Regions from separate parts of the Homo sapiens genome. Here region 1 is linked to region 2. A link is an interaction called in ENCODE POLR2A ChIA-PET data of the cell type or tissue named here. Cell type or tissue: OCI-LY7. All regions are shown on one strand. Links, peaks and the distances in the headings refer to the core of each region. The heading gives the core; the rest is flanking DNA. Region 1 holds the start of LOC105370290 (a long non-coding RNA gene). Region 2 has its middle 160 kb from the start of LINC00375.

What was found. ChIA-PET counts read pairs that join two places held together with the same protein. Peaks named below come from ENCODE experiments on the same cell type or tissue, not always from the same donor. Only the 100,000 strongest peaks of a DNase experiment are listed, where the experiment ranks them.
Region 1: POLR2A ChIA-PET joins it to region 2 with 5 read pairs; 1 of 35 experiments calls an interaction of 5 or more read pairs at or near these places.

Annotation. Positions count from the first base shown.
Region 1 is chr13:84,899,432-84,904,832 of GRCh38, forward strand. LOC105370290 (a long non-coding RNA gene) reads right to left here and starts at 3,000. Exons shown (of 8, transcript XR_007063929.1): 1 at 2,915-3,000. In OCI-LY7, for the core only: a CTCF peak has its summit at 3,413; a DNase peak (open chromatin) is centred at 2,990; H3K4me3 peaks cover 887 bases; H3K27ac peaks cover 1,348 bases.
Region 2 is chr13:84,983,335-84,988,735 of GRCh38, forward strand. No RefSeq gene overlaps it. Among named protein-coding and RNA genes, the nearest start is that of LINC00375, 160 kb to the right of the region's middle. In OCI-LY7, for the core only: CTCF peaks have their summits at 2,714 (motif pointing left) and 2,915; a DNase peak (open chromatin) is centred at 2,737.

The sequences.
Region 1 (5,401 bases), core at 215-5,214, 84 kb before region 2:
TCATCACGAGTACATATTCAATGATACAACATCCCACAGGTGTGGGAGGCACGCAGGTGATAGAGAACACAGGAAATGTGATGTTGAGTGCGAGAGCAGCCGCCAGCCTCTTCCATATGGACATGAGGGGAGGATGGGTGAGAAGGTGAAGATTTTTGTAGGTGAAAAACAAGTTCACTTTGGTTTCCCACTTTTAAAATAGAAAATGAGACAATCAGCTGAGAACAAACAAGATGATTGTAGTTTGGGGCACGTTAGTAAACAAATGAAACTTTATAAGTCTACTTCAGGGAAAGAAAAAGAACTGAGTAGAAGCACGAAGAAGGACTAAATGCAAGAAACAAATCATATTTCAATTCTAGATTATAGAACATTAAAGTCAGCTTTCAATGCCGTGAGAGACAGTGAGGTCATATAGTGGATAATGGGTGTTAAATATTTCAGAGGTGGTATATTTTGGGGTCACCACCTCACATAAAAAGACTGGTAAGTTTACAAAAATATGTCCTACTACTCCTTTACAAAGGGTAACAAAAAGCACAAAACACAACAAACTAATATCAGAGATTTTTAATAGGAAATTTACAGTAAAATTAGAGTATGAAGAATATGTTTGAACAATGTGTTAAACAATATACGTTTAAAGCAGGATGGATATATAAGAATGGCACAGATATAAATATTGTTTAGGAACTTATAAGAACATTGATGTTATTAAGAGGAAAACTTGTGCACCTCACAATAAACTTCAAAATCCTACTGATCAAGATAAAAATAAAGAGAGATGGAAGTGATAGATTTCTCACTCAAATGCTGTGCAATTGCCTAAGAACCTTTTCCTTTTCTTTCTCAGTCTACCTCTTCAGTGATAGATTGCTCTACAGCAATCTCTTTTTTCCTCATCTCAATCAACCTTCCATTTTTCTCCTTTGAGTACTTTGGGCCCCAACATTTTCCCTCTTTGGTCAATTTGACCTTCTTTCTGATTTCATATTTCTTTCTCTTTTTTTTTTTTTCTAACTTGTTACATTTATGTGTAACTACTCTGTACTCAGCCTGGTGTTAAATCAACTTTTTAAGGTGTATTATATTAAAGAGCAATATTATAATGATTTAAATACTATTGATTGTTTTGCCTGACTTTATTCTGGAACTCAAGAAACATAAACAAATATATTTTTTTAAAAAATCATTTTTGTCTCAAAAGACAAAACTGTGGACTACAGCAGAGAAAATAATTTAATTTTGCTACACTAGTAAAATTCATTTCTTTTTATTGAAGATAAGTTTTGTAAAATCAGCAGACAAAAAAATCATCTGGTTTATGAGGTAAATGATGGTTTTCTTTATTTATAAAACACATATTTCTTTAAAATGCTTCTCCATTTTTATTTTTTCACATACTGAACTAGTCTGTTCTCATGCTGCTAATAAAAAGATACCTGAGGCTAGGTAGTTTATAAAGGAAAGAGGTTTATTTGACTTACAGTTCCACATGGCTGGGGAGGCCTCACAATCATGGCAGAAGGTGAATGAGGAAAAAAGTCACATCTTACATGGTGGCAGGCAAGAGAGCCAGTGCAGGGGAACTCCCTTTTATAAAACCATCAAATCTCGTGAGACTTATTTGCTATTGTGACAACAGCACAGGACAAACCCGCCCCCATGATTTATTACCTCTTCCCAGGTCCCTCCCACAACATGTGGGGATTATAGAAGCTACAATTCAAGATGAGATTTGGGTGGGGACACAGTCAAACTATATTGCATACTAAAGAAGAAACTATGTATATCCTTTAAGTTGCCAATATATTGACATACCTGTTTGTTTATTGACTTGTCACTGTTCACATATTCAAGATGCTTGGAAATAACACTCCTTTAACCATCTGAGGTATTTACAAGTTTGGCTTAATAAAAAGATCACACAGCAGAGTAAAGAGGAAGGGAACATGTACAATGGCATTCATCAGAAGAATTGTAGATTTCATATTCCCTTTCTTGGTAGCATGAGGTATTAGCTATAGAAACAAAATTCTGTGTGGAAAATCACCCATAGAAATATAAGGAACATACAATAATGTTTTAGCTCTTGAGCCAGACTGAGGTCAGTTGACCTAAATTTTGTGATAATGTGCATCTCTACTGGTATGAATTGGGCTCATATTTGTTTGTGTCTAGCTATGGTTCATTTATCTAGCTTGAGCTCAGCTGTGGGTGGCTCTGCTTCAAGGGTCCCTAATCCACACCTCATTCCCATGAACTTACTAGGAATGTTCTCACTCTCACGGCAATTTCAGAGGAACTTATGCACAGGTGAAAACACGTAGGGACCCTTGAAGTATATGTTTAGAACTGGCCCATCATCACTTTTGCTTCATCCTGTTGGCCAAAGGATATTGCATGGCTGAGGCTAATGTGGAGAAACAGAAAACTGCACACTGTTCACGTTTGAAGGGCCCTTAAGGTTATGGCAAAAGGTGTAATCCAGGGAGAAGTGCAGATGGTTGCCAATAACATAATCTACTTAACCACCTGAACAAGTAATAGTTTTAGAAACAGAAAGTCAATATTTGGAATGCCCGTTGTTTATTCCTCACTACCTAATTAACCTTCAGACTGTGGTACATTGCTTAGATTTCTCTCTTGTAATAAAAATTCCATTACCTCTGTGAAAGTTATCCTGAGAGAAAGAAATAAAAACAATTTATATAAGATGATTGTACGTGAATTTTCATTCACTTAAGTTTCTCTGCAGTTGAATTTCCTTCCTACTTTTGGAGAATCACTGAACTGTAAAGCAGAGACTGCTTCATATTATTTTAAACTGTGAAAACTACTGATATTTATCTTTTAGGCCCTTTAATACACAGTAAAATCCTTGATATAGGCTTCACCAATCAAACACACCTACCATAGACTTGAATTAAAATTTAATCATGTGAGAAGTCAAGGATGACAAGGCGACAGTGGCAGCTGCAGCCAGTTCCTGTAGCTGCAGTTGTAGCAGTTTGAGTGACAGTATGAATGTCCTGTTTGTGAAGTCATCAGTGATGTAATCTGTAGTGTTTGTTACTAGTAAATACAAGGAGAAGAAAAATAATTTAAGCCCAAGAGAACCCCAAAATGTAGCTCACCCTGGCAATGTCTGGCCCATTTTCCCTAGACCTTTCATATTCTCTGGGTGATTTTCAACAGTATCTACATCCCTGAAGCTGAAAACTCCTTTCCCTTGGATTTTGGAAAGATCAGTTTCCTACATAGTTTTGGCAGCAGGCAGGATATGCAGGGAAATATAGCACCCAGTAGCAGCCCTCACCAATGATGCTTAGGAGTTAGGGTATAAAAACCACAGATACTTGACCCCATGAATGGGGCTGATAGAAGTGTGCGTTTGCATCCTTTCAGTGTTTCCCCAGTGGATTAAGCCTTAATAGCACTTTAGGGTAGCTGTCTTAATACTACAGTCATTAATAGGTGTTTATTCTATTATCAATTCCCTACTTCCTTAATCATTTCATTTTCCAAATCAACTACTTTTACTTGAATTCTAGAGGCTGGGTCTGCTTCTTAGAGAGTATACATTAAGGTGCTAGGTTTATATTTCTGATGGTAAGTGAAATGGTACAGCTTTAAAAAACACAACCACCTTACACAGTCAGAGGCAATAAAAATTCAGATTCCTTAAGAGTGAAGAAACTACAATGAGATTATCAGCTGACACCTGTTGGAATGTCTATTATCAAAAAGACAAAAGATAAGTGTTGACAAGGATGTGGATAAAAAAAAAATGCTTGTGTACTGTTGGTGGGAAAGTAAGTTAGTACATCCATTATGGAAATAGTAGAGAGGTTTCTCAAGAAATTAAAAATAGAAATACCATATGATTCAGCAAACCTATTTCTGGTTATTCAGACAAAGGAATTAAAATCAGTGCCTCAGAGAGATATTTATATCCCCATGCTAATTGCCCCACAATTGACAATAGCCAAGATATGGAAACAACCTAAATGTCTGTTGACAAATGGATTAAAAAAATCGTGCTATACAAGATATGTAACAAAATAATATTTAGCCTTAACAAAGAAGGAAATCCTGCCTTTTGTGACGACATAGATAAATCTGGAGGCAATTATGTGAGACGAAATAAGCCAGACACACAGAAAGATAAATACTGTGTGATCTCACATACATGTGGAATCTACAGTAGTCAAACTCATAGCAGCATAGAGTAAAATGGTGGTTTTCAGTGGCTCGGGGTAGGGAGAGATTGGAGATGTTTGTCACAGGGTACACAATTTCAGTTATGCAAGATGAATGAGTTCTGGAGATCTAATATATATCAATGTGGTTTTAACTAACATTATTGTATACTGTGAGCCTAAAATTTGCTAAGCAAGTAAATCTTAAGAGTTCTCATCAAAAAGTAATCATGTGAAGAGATAGATATATGAGTTTCAATATGGTGATTATTTTACAATACATACATATATCAAAACATCACTTGTACATCTTTAATATATACAATATATATTTGTTAATTATATATCAATAAAGCTGATAAAAATTCATGAAGATATATAGATAGATACATTACTTCACAGGGCAAAAACTTAACAACTGAGTTGTTGGCTGTGGTACAGGACTTGTGGTGTGATTAGCAAACCAAGGCAGTAATAAAAAACAACTACGATCTATTGACAATTAAAAAATGAAGACTTATGGGCATTAACTCATATTTCCTTTCTTGCTCTGTCATATGCATAGCTATATTAGGCAAATACTTTCCCTCTTCTGTACACTTCATTTTCTTTTTTCTTCAATAAAGGGTGTATGTTGTTGATAATATCAAGATAACATTTTAACAAAAGCAAGATTTTAATGGGCATGATTGGATGATTATGGTCTTACATTGGTTTCGGTAATTCATAGTAATTTGCTTTAACCCTTTCGATTGGAAGATTAACATGTATTTGATTGTACAAGAAATAATTGCATTATGTTAGAAAAAATGTATGATTTTAGAAGTATAAAGAAAAGAACAAATAATTATACTAATATTGCACAGCCAAAGTTGATGATGTTGAAACCATCTTACTATTATTTTTTTGCTTCTTATTAAATTAATGTGACTTGCATTTTTTCCACTATAACAAAATGCCTACTTCTAACAACAGAGTTTGAAATTTTTGGATTCTTGCTTCCCAAGTCTCTCTTGCTGTTAGTGTGTGTGCTTGGAAACTAGAATCCACCAATCTCATGCACCTGTCCCAGACATTGAATTAGAACCAAAAAAAATAAACGTCCACGGCCGTTATTTATGGTGGGGAATCAGTAGGATCCATCTCCAGTTCATAGAATAACAGTGGCAAGAGTAACCCTAGAAGAATTGTGGGTCAAG
Region 2 (5,401 bases), core at 301-5,300:
TTACAGTGAATGCCCAGGAAAATTCTCCTAATGCTCCTGAAAGGGGGATGGGGAATGATAGTCTTTCTGAAATACATCCAAAGCATTCTGTTCTCCTTAACAAGGCCTTTCCCCAACATAATCTATTTTTCTAGAGCCTATGTAACCTGAGGAAGAGAAATACCCAACTCTAGCCCCCTCTAGCTTTCCATGAGAGGAAATTAAAATACCAAAATCCAGGTTTTTCTAGCCTTTCTGTATAACACGGGGGACGGGGGGTGTAAGGAACCATAGGAAGCTTTGGAAAAGATAATAGCCAAGAACTGAATCTCAATACAAGACTGAAAATGAATAGAACTATAAAATATTTCTCCTCCATCCCATACCTTATCTCCACATCAGTAGGGCTCCTGTGTAGTAAGAGTGGATAGTAACAAAAAGAAACACATGTCCCAGACCTTATCCAAGAAATTGTTTCCATGTAAAACTAAGGTCAACAGAGTAGATTAAAACAAAAAACACCAAAAAAAATTTAAGTGTCTGAGACCTACAGCTATAGCTAACAGGAAATATCTCCTAACTCTTAGCCAGATAAATATAAAACTCTAGTCTCAAGGCCTGTTTACATCAGGTCTTTTTTACTAAGTATGCCATGTCCAGCTTTCAACAAAATATTACAAAGCATACTAAAAGACATCTTTTCCCAACTTGAAAAAAAATTTAAAACACAGTATAAAGGGAAAGAACAAGCATTGGAATGAAACTCAGATATGACAGAGATTGGGGAATTTTTAGATGAGAAATTTAAAACAACTAGAATTAACATACTTAGGCTCTAATGGAAAAAAACAGCCATGATATGGAATCTACACAAGTGTCCATCAATGGATGAAGGGATTTTAAAAGAATGGCATATATACACAATGGAATACCAATCTGCCATAAAAAAGTAAAATCCTGTCATTTGCAGCAACATAGATAGAATTGGAGGTCATTATGTTAAATGAAATAAGCCAGGCACAGAAAAACAAGTATCACATGTTCTCATTCACATATGAGTGGTAAAAAACGTTAATCATATGGATATAGAAAGTAGAATGGTAGTTGCCAGTGGCTGGGAAAGTGGGAAGGATGAAGAGAAATAGATTACTGGGCACAAACATACAGTTTGACAAAAGGAATAAGTCCTAGTGTTCAGTAGTGCATTAGGATGACTATAGTTAACAATGATAGATTATGTATTTCAAAATAGCTAGAAAAGAAGATTTGCAATTTACCTAATACAAAGAAATAATAAATGTTTGAGGTTACAGATATTCAAAATACCCTGATTTGATCATTACACATTGTATGCATGTACCCAAATATCACATATAACCCATAAATATGTACATATTATATATTGACAAAAATTAAAAAGGATTAACTGAATGGGTTGCACACAATGAACTACATTTATTCCAACATTCTCATCTCCCTGAGCTTTAAGATTCCTTGTTATATGGTAGGCCAGGGAAATTCCAGCATTTTGTATTCACTGAATCTTCACTAAATCCTGTTAACCAACCCAGCAGACAATTAATATTTCTCCCAGCCAACATATATCTGTGTAGGTTCACCCTTATCAATATTTTATGCTAATCAAGTCCTGTATTTCATCCTGCTTGCTCTGACATTATCAGACTTCATTTGCATGCATGCTTTATAGACCCTTGTTCATACAAATCAGTGACACCTTGTGATATGCTTAGTGTGGTGAAGCTATTTCGTCCTGGATAATACTTCCAGCTTCTCCATCAGAGCTATGGTGGAATGTAGTTACTATTATGTATATGAAGGTTATGAGGCGTGATCTTTTATGGGTCTTGAAGACATTCATTATCCCTTAGCAAAGCAACTCTTTTTTGCAGTTATTAGAAAGATCTTATAACAGAGAAGATGTGTTCCTCCCGTTGAGAGGTAAGTGGCTGCCTTTTCTGGCAGAGAGGCGTTTGTAGGTTTGAAGTTCTAAGACTCATCCATGTTTGTGCAAAATTCCTCAGATATTATTCTGAGTTTCTTTTCTTCTCCATCAATGCCTTTACGTGTCACTGAAATTCTGCATTGTCATGTTTTGGGCTCAGTTCTTAACCTTTCTTCTTTAAAAACTTAAGAGATGAGAGACTTGTTCTGAAGTTGCCAGAAAGGTTTCTGATTTTCCAGTTGGGCTCTCTGCTGGGCATTTAAACCTTCCAAATTGTTCTTTCAATCTGCCACCACTCTAAATCTATAAGAAGCGGTCTAGCGTCCCCATAAACTTTATAATCATTTTTGTTAAAATCTACAAGTAAGTGATCTACAAGTGTCTTGCTTTTGACCTGCACTTCATTCCTTGTCTGCAGAAATATATATTAGAAATGTATTACCCAATCGTCAGCTTTGCCTTAAGTATATGAATAACTTTATCCCAGAATCCCATTGCCAGGATCTGTTTCTGGAGCTACAGTATCAATTACTGTAATTTTTGGCACAGGTGACATAATCACATGAAGAGAATTTAATAAAAAGACTTATTTAAGCTTGGTAGAGATGGTTAAGAGAACTATTGAAGCACCCTGCGCTAGTCACAGAAAAGGGCAGGGAGAAGAAACATTTACTGGAACACCAGCGAGAATAATTTTATCTGAAAGCCACCATTCCTGACAAGAGCTATGTCTTTTGATAGAGGGAGACAACTCAGCTAGAGAAGCACAGAAGGCAGCCACCTAGTGGAACTCCTTCTTCAGACTTTTTCTTTCCTCATGCCTTAATCTCCAAGCAGCAGATGGAAACCATTTGAGGCAACACACATGCAGGTTAGACTCCCTGGGAATATAGCAGATTATAAAAGCATAGAGAGCAGATTTAGAGGGAAAATTAAACAGAAATACAGACTCTTCACTGTGGTTTTCCATTACCAATTACTAGAATAGCACAAGACAGGTATTCTGTTTTAGTGTATTATAATAAAATAATCCGAATATACAATACAATTGTAAATGATATCAGCAAATTTAGCCTAAAAGTCAAACTTAGTTATACAATTATTAATGCATAAATATGACTCCATTAATTTTCATGCATAAATGAGTTAGAAAGGAAGTAGTACATTTTGACTGATATAAAAATAATGTATTATATGTTTGAGTAGGATGTTTTAATTTTGACCTTCAAAGTTATAAACTTGTTTGTTATATTTAGCACAAATCCACTGGGTTAAAAAATGTCTCCCAGATATAATCCGATATATTATAAGTGTCTCCAATCTGAGGTTGTAAAAATTAACATCATAGGAAGGTATGTACAATTGATTATAAAATAAGCATGGATAACAAACAATTACTTTATTCTAATTCCATTCACGTTAATAGTATGAACAGTTTTCTGAAATTCATGACTCCTAAACATACAAATGAACTTTGTACATTTTCTCTCTAATCTTAGTCAGAAAATGTTAAAAACAGTCATTAAAATATGCATTTTATCCAATAACATGATTGGTACATAGTTTACTTCTGATTGTTGGAATTGATAATATTAATGAATAATGCTTTTCTTGAGCTTATTGGTTGTTTTTGTGCATACATCAAATTTTCTTGACGTTTATATATGTCAACTAAACAATATTATGCCAAAATTTTAGGGAAACTTTCTGTCATAATTTGCAAAGTCAAGCTATATTGTGTTTATTCATGCTAGTTTTTAAGTCGATAGGCCTTCAAATGTTCATCATCACAGTGTAAAAGAAGGTAACATAGATGTCATCAAATTGAGTCATGGCTGCCTAAAGTGAAGAACTGTTCTCAAGAAGTGGCATCCAAAACATACAACATTCAGCCCTCATGGTCAGCAGATTTAATTATACATTTTGATTCAACATTTCAAATGAATTAAAGTGAAACAGTTTTCCTTAAGTATGGGATTTAGCCTTGAAAATTCTGATATAGTGAACTCACCTCATTATATCTGAACGCAGACTTACTACATAATCTCTAATTCTCCCCTTAAAAACAGAAATGAAAAAAAAAGCCTAAGATAGCTTTTCAAAATCCACCTCACTATATCAAAATACATCTATTAATGTGTTAGAAGGCAGTAAGAATGTTAGAAACAACTTTTAGGGAAGATTATTTCTGATGAAATACGGCATTACAGAAAGCAAGGTTTTCCAGCACTGTCTCAATTGATTTCTGACTCTTTCTCTTCCTTACAACCAAAATTTGAGTTTTTACAAAAGCTAGCATGTGTACACACAGTTTATATAGAGTTAAACTACCTGTGAATTAAAGTTAGTATTTTTTTGACATATGTAAACACAATAAACAAAATTTGATATATGAGGGAAATAACAAATGCAGCAGGAGGAAAACAGTAATATACTTTTGTTTAAATGAACAAAGTGGACAATATTTTTCACCTGAATGTGAACCCACATGGAAAACTAACTGAAATAACACAAGTATACTCCTATTCTTGAATGCCAGAACTATGTTTTGAAAAAATCCTTCATCAATAACGTGAGTATTGATTTTTTCACATCATTATTTTAGTAATTTTAATTTCTACTTAGTATATTAGTGTTATTGTTAGTATTTTATAGTAACTTTATTTTATTATTAAATGTATGCTATTGCCAGGCTCGGTGGCTCACGCCTGTAATCCCAGCACTTTGGGAGGCCCAGGCGGGTGGATCACCTGAGGTCGGGAGTTCGAGACCAGCCTGACCAACAGGGAGAAACCCTCTCTCTACTAAAAATACAAAAAAGGATTAGTCAGGTGTGGTGGCGCATGCCTGTAATTCCAGCTAGTCATTACTCGGGAGGCTAAGGCAGGACAATCACTTGAACCTGGGAGGCGGAGGTTGTGGTGAGCTGAGATTTTGCCATTTCACTCCAGCCTGGGCAAGAAGAGCGAATCTCTGACTCAAAAAATAAATAAATAAATAAATAAATATGTTGTTTACTAGCATTATAACAATCAAATTATATGCATTTATTTAATCATTACAACATATTTTCTGGTACTAGATTACTGTTTTAAAGATTATGAAAATGAGACTCATTTTAGTGCCATAATTTAGTGTCAATTATGTTGCCAATGTAATTATAAATGTACAAGTAAATGGAGTAATACACACACATACTCAATTTTCCTATCATATATCATGAATAAATATAAGCAACTTTTTCAAAAATTTATAGATCTATTTATTAATTAAAGACAACTTTTTATTATATCATAATATATTATGACATTTCTTAAAGTAGCGCAGATTTTTAAATACATATATATACATACTCATTGATTTAAAATGCTTTTTCCAGAAAAAAAAACTTATACTTGCAAGATTTTGCTTAATAATATGGTTTTTATAATTATATTACTTTTCTTCATGGGTTTTAAA